Regions from separate parts of the Homo sapiens genome. Here all the other regions are linked to region 4. A link is a contact called in ENCODE Hi-C or POLR2A ChIA-PET data. All regions are on one chromosome and are shown on one strand. The core of a region is the stretch at or near the end of the contact, and the rest is flanking DNA. Distances in the headings are between cores, read along the strand shown. Region 1 has its middle 12 kb from the start of LINC01460. Region 2 holds the start of MRPL33 (mitochondrial ribosomal protein L33). Region 3 holds the start of ABHD1 (abhydrolase domain containing 1). Region 4 holds the start of NRBP1 (nuclear receptor binding protein 1).

The links. A loop is a pair of places that touch in the nucleus more often than their neighbours do. ChIA-PET counts read pairs that join two places held with the same protein, here RNA polymerase II (POLR2A). Pooled maps may share reads with other maps.
Region 1: a loop to region 4 is called in a pooled map, with 2.4 times the contacts of the local background. The contact joins the enhancer-like site here to the promoter of NRBP1 in region 4. A Hi-C loop is called at or near these places in 1 of 50 pooled maps. POLR2A ChIA-PET finds 5 or more read pairs at or near these places in 2 of 52 experiments (PC-9 and activated CD4-positive, alpha-beta T cell).
Region 2: a loop to region 4 is called in a map with no recorded cell type, with 16 times the contacts of the local background. The contact joins the promoter of MRPL33 here to the promoter of NRBP1 in region 4. A Hi-C loop is called at or near these places in 1 of 37 single-sample maps with no recorded cell type and 7 of 50 pooled maps. POLR2A ChIA-PET finds 5 or more read pairs at or near these places in 1 of 52 experiments (K562).
Region 3: a pooled map shows a loop between it and region 4 (3-fold over the local background). The contact joins the promoter of ABHD1 here to the promoter of NRBP1 in region 4. A Hi-C loop is called at or near these places in 1 of 37 single-sample maps with no recorded cell type and 10 of 50 pooled maps. POLR2A ChIA-PET finds 5 or more read pairs at or near these places in 4 of 52 experiments (HEK293, Panc1, activated B cell and 1 more).

Annotation. Positions count from the first base shown.
Region 1 is chr2:27,702,401-27,705,153 of GRCh38, forward strand. No RefSeq gene overlaps it. Among named protein-coding and RNA genes, the nearest start is that of LINC01460, 12 kb to the right of the region's middle. RefSeq lists a silencer at 1,496-1,565. Within about 2 kb of position 1,496, at least 5 of the 41 ENCODE cell types and tissues checked have a DNase peak (open chromatin) inside an H3K27ac peak, as active enhancers do; they include PC-9, where a contact is called at or near this core.
Region 2 is chr2:27,770,374-27,773,227 of GRCh38, forward strand. MRPL33 (mitochondrial ribosomal protein L33) reads left to right here and starts at 1,346. Exons shown (of 4, transcript NM_004891.4): 1 at 1,346-1,426; 2 at 2,301-2,319. The coding sequence starts at 1,405. RefSeq lists enhancers at 988-1,107, 1,341-2,157, 1,398-1,527.
Region 3 is chr2:27,122,011-27,125,103 of GRCh38, forward strand. It overlaps ABHD1 (abhydrolase domain containing 1), which reads left to right and starts at 1,805. Exons shown (of 9, transcript NM_032604.4): 1 at 1,805-2,052. The coding sequence starts at 1,939. RefSeq lists silencers at 1,650-1,729, 1,750-1,889.
Region 4 is chr2:27,427,348-27,430,463 of GRCh38, forward strand. NRBP1 (nuclear receptor binding protein 1) reads left to right here and starts at 1,284. Exons shown (of 18, transcript NM_013392.4): 1 at 1,284-1,384. RefSeq lists a silencer at 1,652-1,801.

The DNA of each region.
Region 1 (2,753 bases), core at 246-2,745, 280 kb after region 4:
AGCTCCCTTCACCTCATGACTCCACAGGTCTCCCTCTCATCTCTGCCTTATCAACTCTCCTCCACATATGTCAAACACATCCCTGAGCAGAGTCCCTTGCTCTGAAATCTCAAAAGGTTTTCCAGTGTCCAAAGTGTGAGGGTCCAAATTCCTTTGAGGCTTTAAAAGCCTTATCATAGGGTTCCTGTGCTTTTCTATCATCATGACCCCACACCTGCCCTTGTCCCTCCCTTTCTTCCACCCGATGAGGCATACCTGCTACTCTAGAAATAACAGGTTATTTGCCCCAAACACACCTTTGCTTTTTCCTCTCCCTATATTTTCTATCAAGCCTTTCTGCATAGGCCTCAGTTTCCTTGTCTATTAAATAGAGAAAATAATACCTACCCAACAGTATTGTTGCAGAGATTAAGTAACAAATATAAACTTTTAGCCATGTCCAACACATAATCACCTCCCCCCACCCCATGTAGTTATTATGAGTGTCATTGTGGTCTTCCTTGCTCATGTTTGGTAAGTAAGGTACTACTTTTTTTCTTTTTAAGACTTTATTTTTTAGAGCAGTTTTAGGTTCACAGAAAAATTGAGCAGAAAATACAGAGATTTGCCATTGTCCCCACTCCTCTCATACACAGCCTCCCCCATTATCAACATTCCCCACCAGAGTGGTAAATTTGTTACAACTGATGAACTTATATTGACACATCGATATCACCTGAAGTCCACAGTTTACATTAGGGCTCACTCTTGATATTGTACATTCTCTGGGTTTGGAGAGATGTGTAACGTCATGTATCCATTATAGTATACAGACAAACATGGTTTCATTGCCCTAAAAATCTCTCTGTGCTCCACCCATTCCTCCCTCCCTCCCCCAGGCCCGACTCATTTTTAACACAATCAGCTTGCCCCAAACTACCTTCAGGAGGCCTCCCTGATTGCAGAGACTATCACTAATCCCTCCTTCCCCACTAGCGCTACAGCACTTTATTTCTACTTCTATTACAGCCCTTACTCCAACGGCTTGATATTCATTACTGATATGTGTGTTTGGGTTACTTACGTTTGTCACTTACAAGTTCTTGAGGACAGGAACTACATTATCTTGTACCCCATCCATGGCACCTAGCAGTTCACAAATTGGTGCTCAGTTAGTTAACTGTTGGTTTCAATGGGTGGAGGGCTGAAGGGCAGGTCCTAGCCCCAGCCCTTCCTATCCTTGGGTTTTTCTGTCAGAGAAGGGATACCTTCTAGCCACTTTTAGTTCCAGGACCTTGCTCCAGACAAGCTGGATAGTCTAGGAACTGACCATTTTAGCAAGTTTAATCCAGAGGGCTGGATTTATGTCCTACTTGGGGCAAAACCAGGCATGAACTACTCCTTCCCATCAAGGAGCGCTGCACTCCAGCAGCTGGCTTTAATTTGGATTTTCCAGGACCAGCTGCATTTAGCTGGGGTTGGTTGGGTTTCCTCAGGTCTGCCTTTATCACGCACACCCCGTCAGAAGTTAATGCAACCACGGCAGGGAGTGACCACAAGGGGGCAGTATAGACCCATTACAATGCGGTCAGCTTGCACAAGGGGCTGAAAGAAGATAAAGGTTTCAAAGCAGAAGAAAGAGTAAGAATCAGAAAAAAAGGAGGATTGTGAAAAAGTTAGGAGCAGCAAGCTAGTTTCGCTCACAGACATTCCTGGACCCAAGACCTGGCAGCAGAAAGTTAGCCAGAGACACCGGTCAGGCCCAAATGGTGCTCCCAACTCTCCTCCAAAACTGCCTTTTCCAGTGCTTAATTTCACTTAGAGAAAGTCGCTCTCCATTTATAATGCCAATATTCTATGGAGGACTTTGGGCATTGCATATTTATTCCTTACACACTATATTTCAGCTTTACAGTTTACAGAGGATTTTTTTCACACTTGTTAAAAAAAAAAATCCGAATCCCCTATTAGACTTAAAAGGTAAAAACAGATGTTAATTACCTCTGTTTAAAGAAACTGAGGCACTGGGCAGGGTGGCTAACACCTGTAATCCCAGCATTTTGGGAGGCTGGGGCAGGTGGATCGCCTGAGGTCAGGAGTTCGAGACCAGCCTGGCCAATATGGTGAAACCCCGTCTCTACAAAAAATACAAAAATTAGCCAGGCATGGTGACCCCTGCCTGTAGTCCCAGCTACTCAGGCTGAAGCAGGAGAATCACTTGAACCCAGGAAGTGGAGGTTGCAGTGAGCCCAGATTGCATCATTGCACTCCAGCCTGGGCATTGCAGCGAAACTCCATCTCAAAAAACAAAAACAAAAACAAAAAAAACCTGAGGCTAGACACATGAAGTGACTTGCTCAAAGGCACACCGAGTTTGTGGTGGAACTACATCTAGATGTGAGTTTCTTTCATTTCTGTTCCTTTGCTTAGTCCTTCTAGTTTTCAATTGTTTATGTCTGTAAGCTTAGTGAGTTTTTAAGAGCAAGGACTATATCTGATTCATCTTTATATCCCTGAATGGTGCCCCTTAATCTTTAGGGCTATGGCTGGGTGTGTTGTATAACACCTTCTCCAGAGTTAGAGTCCATGATCTATCTCTTATCCTCCATGATTCAATAATTTTGTGATTTTGAGGCACGGCCCTAACAAAGACAGTGGTGGCTATGAGTGATCCTACTGGCTGAGCATTTCAACAAGGGCAGCCACTTGGCTGCATCCTTCGTAATACAGAGAGGTTGTGAGACAGTTTTCCAAAGTATACACGAGTGTCCCTG
Region 2 (2,854 bases), core at 96-2,595, 340 kb after region 4:
ATCCTCTTGAACATCTGAAGCTCTTTTTTGCCAATGCAAGGTAAGGAAGGATTTCGGCACCTGGAAGGTACTCAGTAGCTGGAGTCCGGTTATGGGAAGATAAATATCAAGAATGATTAGAAGGAAAAAAAGTATTATAGGTACTAAGGAGAAGGACGGTCTTAATTTAAAAAATTGAATTGTATTGTATGGAGAGCTGATTTTTTTCCTCCTCATCTTCTTTGTGATGGCACAGAGAGCTGAATTTTCTTTAAAACAGTTTTATTACTTTTTTTTTTTTTTTTTTTTGAGACGGAGTCTCACTTTGTCGCCCAGGCTGGAGTGCAGTGGCGCTATCTCGGCTCACTGCAACCTCCGCCTCCCGGGTTCAGCTAATTTTTGTATTTTTAGTACAGGCGGGATTCCGCGACGTTGGCCAGGCTGGTCTCAAACTCGTGACCTCAAGTGATCTGCCTGCCTCAGCCTCCCAAAGGGCTGGGATTACAGGCGTGAGCCATGCGATTAAATCTTATTTCACATCTGTAAGACTTCATATGTAGATACAAATCACGGATTAGGAAAAAAATCCAAAAGTCCTGATTATTAGTTGCGAAATGAGGTTACTGACGAGGTCCTTGGTGTTAGAGGAGCCCAGGTTCCTTACAGAGCCATGAAAAATTAATGATTGCAAACTGGTAGGTCCCAATGTCTACTGGGAAAGGCATGAGTCTTTGGAGTCAGATAAAATCTAGGTTTAAATTCTTACTCTGCCACCTGGTAGTTCTGTGATATTAGGCACGTGATGTGAATGCTCTCAATCTGTTATTTGGCTTCTATGTCAGGAACTGTGCTAGGTGTTTGGATACAGAAGTTTGAGATGCAAAGGGTCCTGCCCTCCTAGAGATTGGGATAACTAAGGAAAGGTGGGGTTCTTAATGCCGAAGGGACTCAGAAGAGTGAGAGTAAGGCTTAACCAGGCGGAGAGGGAGTTGGGTCGGGGGAGGCAACATTTTAAGAAAATATGCGAGGGGCTGATACGCTGGAGCGGCCGAAGTACAATACACAGTTGTTCTTGTGGGTCTAATGCAGGTGGTTGCGATTATTTCGTGAAACAAATATGGAAAGCACCTAACGCTGAAAGCACTTGACCCAGAAATAGGAGTCAGGGCCGGGGCGCGAACCCTGAGCTGTAAATCCCTTTCCAGAATGATGAGGATTCCAACCTCCAGCACGACAAAAGCAAAACACACTCGCTCTGAGAAACCGAGGAACGAGCCAGACGACTGGAGGCAGGTTCCAGGCGGGGGGCGTGGCCTCGGGCGACTGCCGGATGTCCTCTTCCAGAACCGGGCCGTGCCCCGGAAGCAGTTGTTGTTGGTTGGGGGCCTTTTGGCCGGTGACGGAGACTGCCCAGGTGTGGTCACCATGTTCCTCTCCGCGGTCTTCTGTAAGTGGGGCTGGAGACGCCGGTAGGGGTTACGGCGAGGGTTAGGGGGCCGTGACAGGCAGGGCCCCGGAATGATGCGGGGAAGGATGTGCGAACAGGACGGGAAGCTGCAGCTGCGTACTTTTCCAGGCCTTCAGGACCACAGCGTCCGGCATGCCCCGCGGCGCGCCTCCCTGCGCGGACCTGTGGGTGCCTGAGAAGGGGTCTGCGGTGTCTGGATTCAATTGCCGTCCTCACGGACCGTTGAGTCTGGCTGTGGGGCGTTTTTCTCCAGCCCGTGTTAGGAGAATCTTTGTCCGAAGGACCTCAGAATTTGCAGCCCACCTATTTCGAACTCTAAAAATAAGGAAACCGCTCCCGAGAGGGGCAATGAATTGCCTGAGTAATGCGGCAGGGCAGTTAAAGAAGTCCTCGGGCTCCCGAGTCAGTGCTCTTCTTTACCCTTGGCTGACTTCCCAGTTAGATTTAGTATCTGGTTTTCACCACATGTGATGGTTGTTGTAATTTGCAAAGGTTAAACTTGTCAAACAAGAAGCTTGCTGCAGCGCGAATACTTGCACCTTAGAAGAGGGAAAAAATGGAGCAGGTATTACTTTAGAAAGATTTAAAAGGTAGCCAGTCCAACAGTCATGAAATTATGCAAAATATTAAATCTAGAATTGTGTTGGTCTGATTGGATCTTTTAACCTTCCTTCTATAAAATCCTAAGGGGATCCCTAATAGATAGGGAATAGTTACTTGAGTGACACCTCATGGCATATTTCATAAGTTAAATATTTTTGGTTATTACTGATATTTATATGAACTTTGCATAAGAAAGAGAATACATTTATATTTTTATTTTCTTTTCCAACCCTTCCTGTCTACAAAAAAGTTGCCAAGAGCAAGTCAAAGTAAGTAAAGATTTTTCCTTTTTTAAACGTCACTTGTTTATGTTGGATTTGTTAGTCTAGCTGCTCCCAGTACATCCTTATATGAAATTAAGCATTGGGCCTTGATTTCCTAAGAGTTGGTTTGTGGATTACTTAGTTGATTATTTTTTCTTTATGAACTCTTTCAAAAATATTTTCCCTCCTGCTGAACTGAGCTACTTCTGTGAGCATTGAAATACTTGAAGGAACCTTTGCTGCTTTTCTAGTCCCAGGATTTGTGAGCTCACTGTCTGTTTCTAAACAAACCATTGGGCTGTGCTGTATTTGGACTACCACCATATTTCCATTTCCTCAAATCGAGGACCAGGGGCCATGTGTCTGGAGCTCACTACGGGAATCCAGAAGAACAAACTCTGCTTTGATTAAATCATAGTCTGTTTTAATGAGTTTTGTAATCCTTTGCATTCATGGTATAAGCATTTCAAAAATAGCCAAGATTAAAGATTCCATGCTGTACCAGAGAGACTAGAACTACCAAACTTGTATTTCAAAATAA
Region 3 (3,093 bases), core at 555-3,054, 300 kb before region 4:
TGAGGACATGAAGAGGTCACTGCTATTGAAAGAAAAGCTTAATGTTATTTGCAGTTCCCCTAGAAACAAAAGGCACGGTCACAGGGGGAAGTGCCAGTGTCACTCAGGAGGCAGAAAGAAGCGAAGGGAAGGTACAGGCCTTTATTGGGGTTTACTTCTCCCAGTAAGGCAGGAGAAGCAGTTTGGGACTGGCTAGTTTGAATAATTCCAGAGTGCTCTGGGGCACAGGGACAGGTCCTGGTTACCTGGTCCTGGGTTGATTTAGGGCAGGGGAGATACTGGCTTGGAATGTGAAAGTTAGAGAAAGGAAGTGCTCAGAGTGTGAGCTCTGGATTGTAGGGGAGATGTAAACAACCTTGGCCATTAGGTTGGCCCTGTGATTTATGGATGCCAAATAGACAAATACAGAACCTAAGGAAACACAGTTAAAACACCTACCAGCACCCCAACTTCTACATGTCTGTGTCTAAATGCATCATCTTCCTCTTCAAACCTTCCTCTCCTCTGTTTCCCTGTCCCAGGGATGGACACTTTATATCTGTGCAGTCAGAAACCTGGAGGTCATCCATGTTCCTCCTTCTTCCCCTGCCTCCAATCTACTACCAGGTCCTATCAATTCTGCCACTGATCTTGAAGATCTTCACTCCTCTCCTGGGTATCCTCCAGTCCGGGCATCTTTTGAGCCTGGCGTTCTGTTAGCAGCCTCCCAGTGGCCTCTCTGCTTCTACTTTCCTCCTCCTCCAATCTATTCTCCAAGCAACTGAATGATTCTCCTAAAACATAACTCATGTCACCCTTCCCTTCTTAAAACCCCTGGATGGCTTTCCTCTGACCCTAGGATAAACTGCAGCAATTATGTGGTCCTTGACCACCCACATGCTCCAGCCACACCAACTTTCTTTGTTCCCTTAAGACATCCTTCACCTCCAGGCTTTTGCCTTTGCTGCCCCCTCTGCTAGAACACCCTCGCGTGAAGTCCGGGCACCTCCGCAGTGCTCCCATGGCAGCTGGTACTTCTCTTGTGTGGACCATGTTAAGCCCTGATGACTTGTGGACCTCCTAGAAGCTTTACGGTGTATTGATACCTAGGCTCCTCTCCAGACTAACTGTATCGGGGGTAGGGCCTGGGCACTGGTAGTTTTAAAAATCCTAGATGATTCCGATCTGCAGTCAAGGTTGAAAGCCACTACTCTTAGTAGACGACCTCCTATATTTCAATGAAGACACGGACAGTAACATGGGGGGTCTGTATCAAGTGCCTGGTACAGGGCGGGTGGTGAGCAAATTATCTACTGTACGAGGACTGTGTGGCAGGGACTGTATGAGACAATGCAGAGTGACACTGCAGGAAGGTGCATGTGTTGCAATGCCACCACTGAGCAGCTGAAAGCTTTGTGACAGTGTGGGGTGTCACAGTCGGACAGTGACTGGTGAGGGTCACTGTGAATGGCTGTAGTGTGTGACAGAGCAGAATGTCACTGCAGGAGTAGCTGTGTCCTGTGCGTGACTGACTGCGAGCGCCTAAGGGACTCTGGCCAGGCTGCTGGACTCGGGGCGTCGCCGGGGAAGAGTTTAAGGGAGCTGGAGATGCCCCGCACCAAGATGGCAGCTGGGGGAGGCCGCTTGTCTCGGGCTGCACAGCCAAGAACCGCGGAGGGGAAGAAGGCAGGGGAGGGCGGGAGGCCATTCGCAGGTCACTCGGGTTAGATCCGCGCGAGGCACTAGGCGACCAGCCACCCAGCCCCGCGACCAACTAGCGCCGCCTCTCGCCGCCCATCCCGGGGCACCGGCGGTGGGCGGGGCCAGCAGCGCAAACTGCCTGCAGCGGGGACCGGACCTGCACAGGCCGCCTATGGCGGGCGGCGGGTGGGACCGCGAGTTACAGCCGGCCAACTGGGGCCAGCCAGGAGCCTGAGGGTCGGAAGCCCCCAACACAAGATGCTGAGCTCCTTCCTGAGCCCCCAGAATGGCACCTGGGCAGACACCTTCTCTCTGCTCTTGGCTCTTGCCGTTGCCCTCTACTTGGGCTACTACTGGGCATGTGTGCTTCAGGTGGGTGCGGGTCCACCGCTCTGGCCAGCGGGTTTGGGTGTAGGGGGCAGCTTCCAGACACGGGCTTGGGCCCTTGGTGGGAACTGGGATGGTTGGGCTTCCCCACAGGTGAAATTTGCTACCACCGAATGGAGAGTCGGCTCTGCCTCTCTAGTGCCTCTGCATCCCATGTGATCCCCATGCCAGCTGGGCCTTTTGGGTACCGGAGGGTGCTGCTCCCTATAATGTGGACAAGCATTTGGGGAAAGGTGGGGTGGAAGGCATCCTGAGGTATCAGAGATGTGCACACTTTGCGTTCCTTTTTAGGTGGTTTAGCTGAGTCTTTCAGCTGCACTGAAGGAAGGAACCAGAGGTCTGTGGGTCATGGCTAACTCCCAATACCACCCACCCCCCAAATAGCTTAGTAGGACCTCCCTTCCCTTAAGGGCTGGCTGAGGTCAGAACTGGCCTAGCTCAGAACTGATGGATGACCCCAACTGTCCTTGCTCATTCAGCCGTTTTATGTTCCAGGCTCTCCATATAGTGAGTGTGATGAGAAAGTTTGAAGAGGTTGATTTTGATGAATTTGGAGACTTTTCTCACTGAAATTTAGATATATACATAATTTACATATCCAGGAAAAGCCAAATCTCTTCATCTTCATTAAACTCTGTTCTAGGTAGCTGAGTCTAACAAGACACCTACTGGTTCGAGTCCTTTAAAAAGGTCTATAGGAGACTTTAGTGTTACCTAGACTTTTCCATATTTTCAGAGCTTTCTACATTAGCATATATTGTTTACTAAATGTCTTCCTTAGGGCCGGGTGTGGTGGCTCACGCCTGTAATCCCAACACTTTGGGAGGCAGAGGCGGGAGGATCGCCTGAGGTCGGGAGTTCGAGAGCAGCCTGACCAACATGAAGAAACCCCATCTCTACTAAAAATACAAAAATTAGCCAGGCATGGTGGCACATGCCTATAATCCCAGCTACTCGGGAGCCTGAGGCAGGAGAATCACTTGAACCTGGGAGGCGGAGGTTGCAATGAGCCTCGTGCCATTGCAC
Region 4 (3,116 bases), core at 34-2,533:
GGATTCTCACACTCTGTTGCCCAGGCTGGAGCGTAGTCGTGCAGTCTTGGCCTACTGCAACCTCTGCCTCCTGGGCTCAAGTGATCTTCCCGCCTCAGCCTCCCAAGCAGCTTGAGAGAACAGACATGTGCTACCTCGCCCGGCTAATTTTTGTATTTTTAGTAGAGACGGAGTTTTACTACATTGAGCAGGCTGGTCTCGAACTCCTGACCTCAAGTGATCCGCCCACCTCGGCCTCCCAAAGTGCTGGGCGTGAGCCACCGCGCCCGGCCGAAAGATTGGTTTTAAAAACGAGTATTTTGAGATGATGAGAAAACGAGAGGGTTTCTGCCAGTTGTCCTTTCTCCCAGTGAAACAGGATTAGAGATTCTCTTTAATGACAGTAAAATTTGGTGATTGTGACATTTCCAAGTTCTGTTGATTGATTCATCATCTTCCCTCCATCATACACGTCTAAGGGCAGAGTGAACTTCCATCCTGAAGGCTCCGCGCTTAGTTTTCGCAGATTAATAGCTCACCAAGAATTTATCATCTTTTCTTTCCACTAACTCGAAACCAATCTAAATTCTTTCCAAACATCTTCTCAACGTAGTCTCCTTTGATGAAATTTACTGTTTCGGATTCTAGACTTGGCTCTTACCAACTTAACTTTCGGTTAATAGCTTAATACCTCTGATTCAGGTTTTTGCATTTGTCAACTACCATTGAATGATAATTTCAATGAGTTCGTTCTTATGAGGATCAAATGAAATAACATCTGTGAAAACCTCTTACAAAGTTTAAGCAAATAGTGCTAAGCAATCACCAAGCGTTAACTACTAATTTTCAGTGTTAGGTAAATTTTAAAAGCTTTCCGGAGAATTGGCGTCCTGCACACCAGTCTCGTTCCAAAATAATGCAGGCGGGGGCTGGGGTGGGGGCGCTCCTCTCGGACTGAGGCTATGTCTTTCGCTCCTTTTGTCTTTTCCAGGCATTAGAACTGTCATGGCGCCTTCAAGAAGAGGTAGGAGGCCCTCTCTGCGTCCAGCAGAACCATCTGGGGCACCTGGACCGGGCGGTGGGGTGGACAGAGAGACGAGCCCCAGCTGGGACCGAAAACATCGACCCCTCCGAGAGGTCTCGGCCGGACCGGCGCAAGGGGAGGAGAGCGGGTGGAAGCCCACCCCAGCGAACGCCCGAGGGCCGGGCCCCGCCCACCCAGAACGTCACCCAATGGAAACCTGCCGGCGGTGCGGCACCGCCCATCGTTGGTCCGGGCGCCGCGAGGGCGGGGCCCGCAGTTCGGTTGCGCTGCGGAGCGCAGCTGTGAGGGAGTCGCTGTGATCCGGGGCCCCGGAACCCGAGCTGGAGCTGAAGCGCAGGCTGCGGGGCGCGGAGTCGGGAGGTGAGCGCCCAGGGAAAAGAGGGCCCGGGAGGGAGGGGTTCGCGAGAGGACGGAAGGATCGGCCTCCGAGGCCCGGGACGGTGGGACCCGCCAGTCGGGTGCTGAAGGCGGCCCTGCTCACTCAGTAGCCCAGGCCCGATCGGGCCCTGCCTGCTGGAGCCGAGGGGCCGCTTCGGCCCCGCAGTCGCTGCTTAGCCCTCCCTGGCGTCTCTGGCTTGGCGGCGGCGCCCCGGGATTCTGCGGGCGCGGGTCGGGAGGCCCTGGCGTTCGCTTGGAACTCCGGCTGCGAGAGGCGGGGCCCGGCGGGTGGGGGCGGGGGCGGGGGCGGCGGTCGCGGCCCGGCGGCCTGCGGAAGCTCGGCGGCCTGGCCTGGCCTGCTCGCGGGGAGGTGCGCAGACTGCGCGGGGGCGTGGCCTGCGCCCCTGACTGCGCTGTCGGTCCGGCCTTTGATGAGGTGGCCGCCGCTGGCTCCCTGGGCCCCAGCCTGGTTCCCGCGCGGGCCGCGGCTGCCTTCCAGACGCAGGGCATGCGACCTGTTGGAGTGTGAAATTCTAGGGGCCGGGTTCCTCCCCAGAGCGGTTTTATTTCCGACTGGACTGTGCTGCGGGTCTCAGAGGCCCTCTGGTCCGTTCAGGGTGAGGACAGCTGAGAGGCCTGGGCCCGTGAGCTCTTGCAGAGGAGTTGACACGCAGAGGGGCTGCTGTCCAATAAACGAAAGTGTCGGGGAAAAACTTTGCAGGGCGATCTGCATTACTCCAAAGTGAACACACTGCATGTCTCAGGGTGGCTGGAGGCGGCGAGAATCCCCTTATGGGAGTATATGAGCTTTTCCATGTGTTATCTCTTTAAAACCTCTCAGCGGCTCCGAGACAAAACTCCCAGTGTCGCAGAGGTTTCTTCATCAATAGGAGTAGTGCTGGAGAATCTTGGGCACTGCCCTCATTTTGCCTGCGAAGGAAAAATTAGGAAGGGATAAAAAGTCACAAAAATTAGGAAGGTGGGGGGGATAAGCAAATTCCAAGGGCATCTATCTCTGATGAAGGGTTGGTGTCTCCTGTGGTGCCCTACTGTGGATTAGTTATTTGTGTCCTCGGTCCAGAAGTTTCTCTGGAGCCCATTGGCTACAGCTTTCCTGTATTAGAATTCTACTGTTATTTCCTACTGTAGTCTGGCTGGGAATTTTATTTAGTTGTTCAGATTTTAGATGCATTCAGTGAATGCAGCTGCTCAAGGAAGTAACTAATAGTGTCTTACCATTTTCTTAGCTACTTTTCAGAAGAAGGAACATGATCTCTAACAGAAGTTTTCTGGTAGATTACTAAAACAGGCAGATAGTAGCTTTCCTGGCTGGCTGAGTTAAATCCCTCTCCAGCGATCCTCCCACTTCAGCCTCCTAAGTAGCTGGGATTACAGGCATGAGCCAGCGCGCCTGGCAAATCTCTCTAGAATAAGTCAGGATCTAGAAAATAACATAGGGAAAGAATATCTTGCCAGATTTCCTCTGTACTGCCTATTGCTCTTTGGTATTTACTAGACTGTCTTCTAATAAAAATCTCCTGAGTTGAGTTAAACGTAGTGTAGATTGGGGGCAGAGATGGGCACAAATGGGCATCAGAGAGTTCTAAAAATAAATGTGGGCTTTTCAAAAGATTGGTGTGTTGACTGGAGACTTCTGAACTTAGAGGAGCACATTTAGTTTCCAGGGTATCAGTTTCTTTTTCTTTTCTTTCTT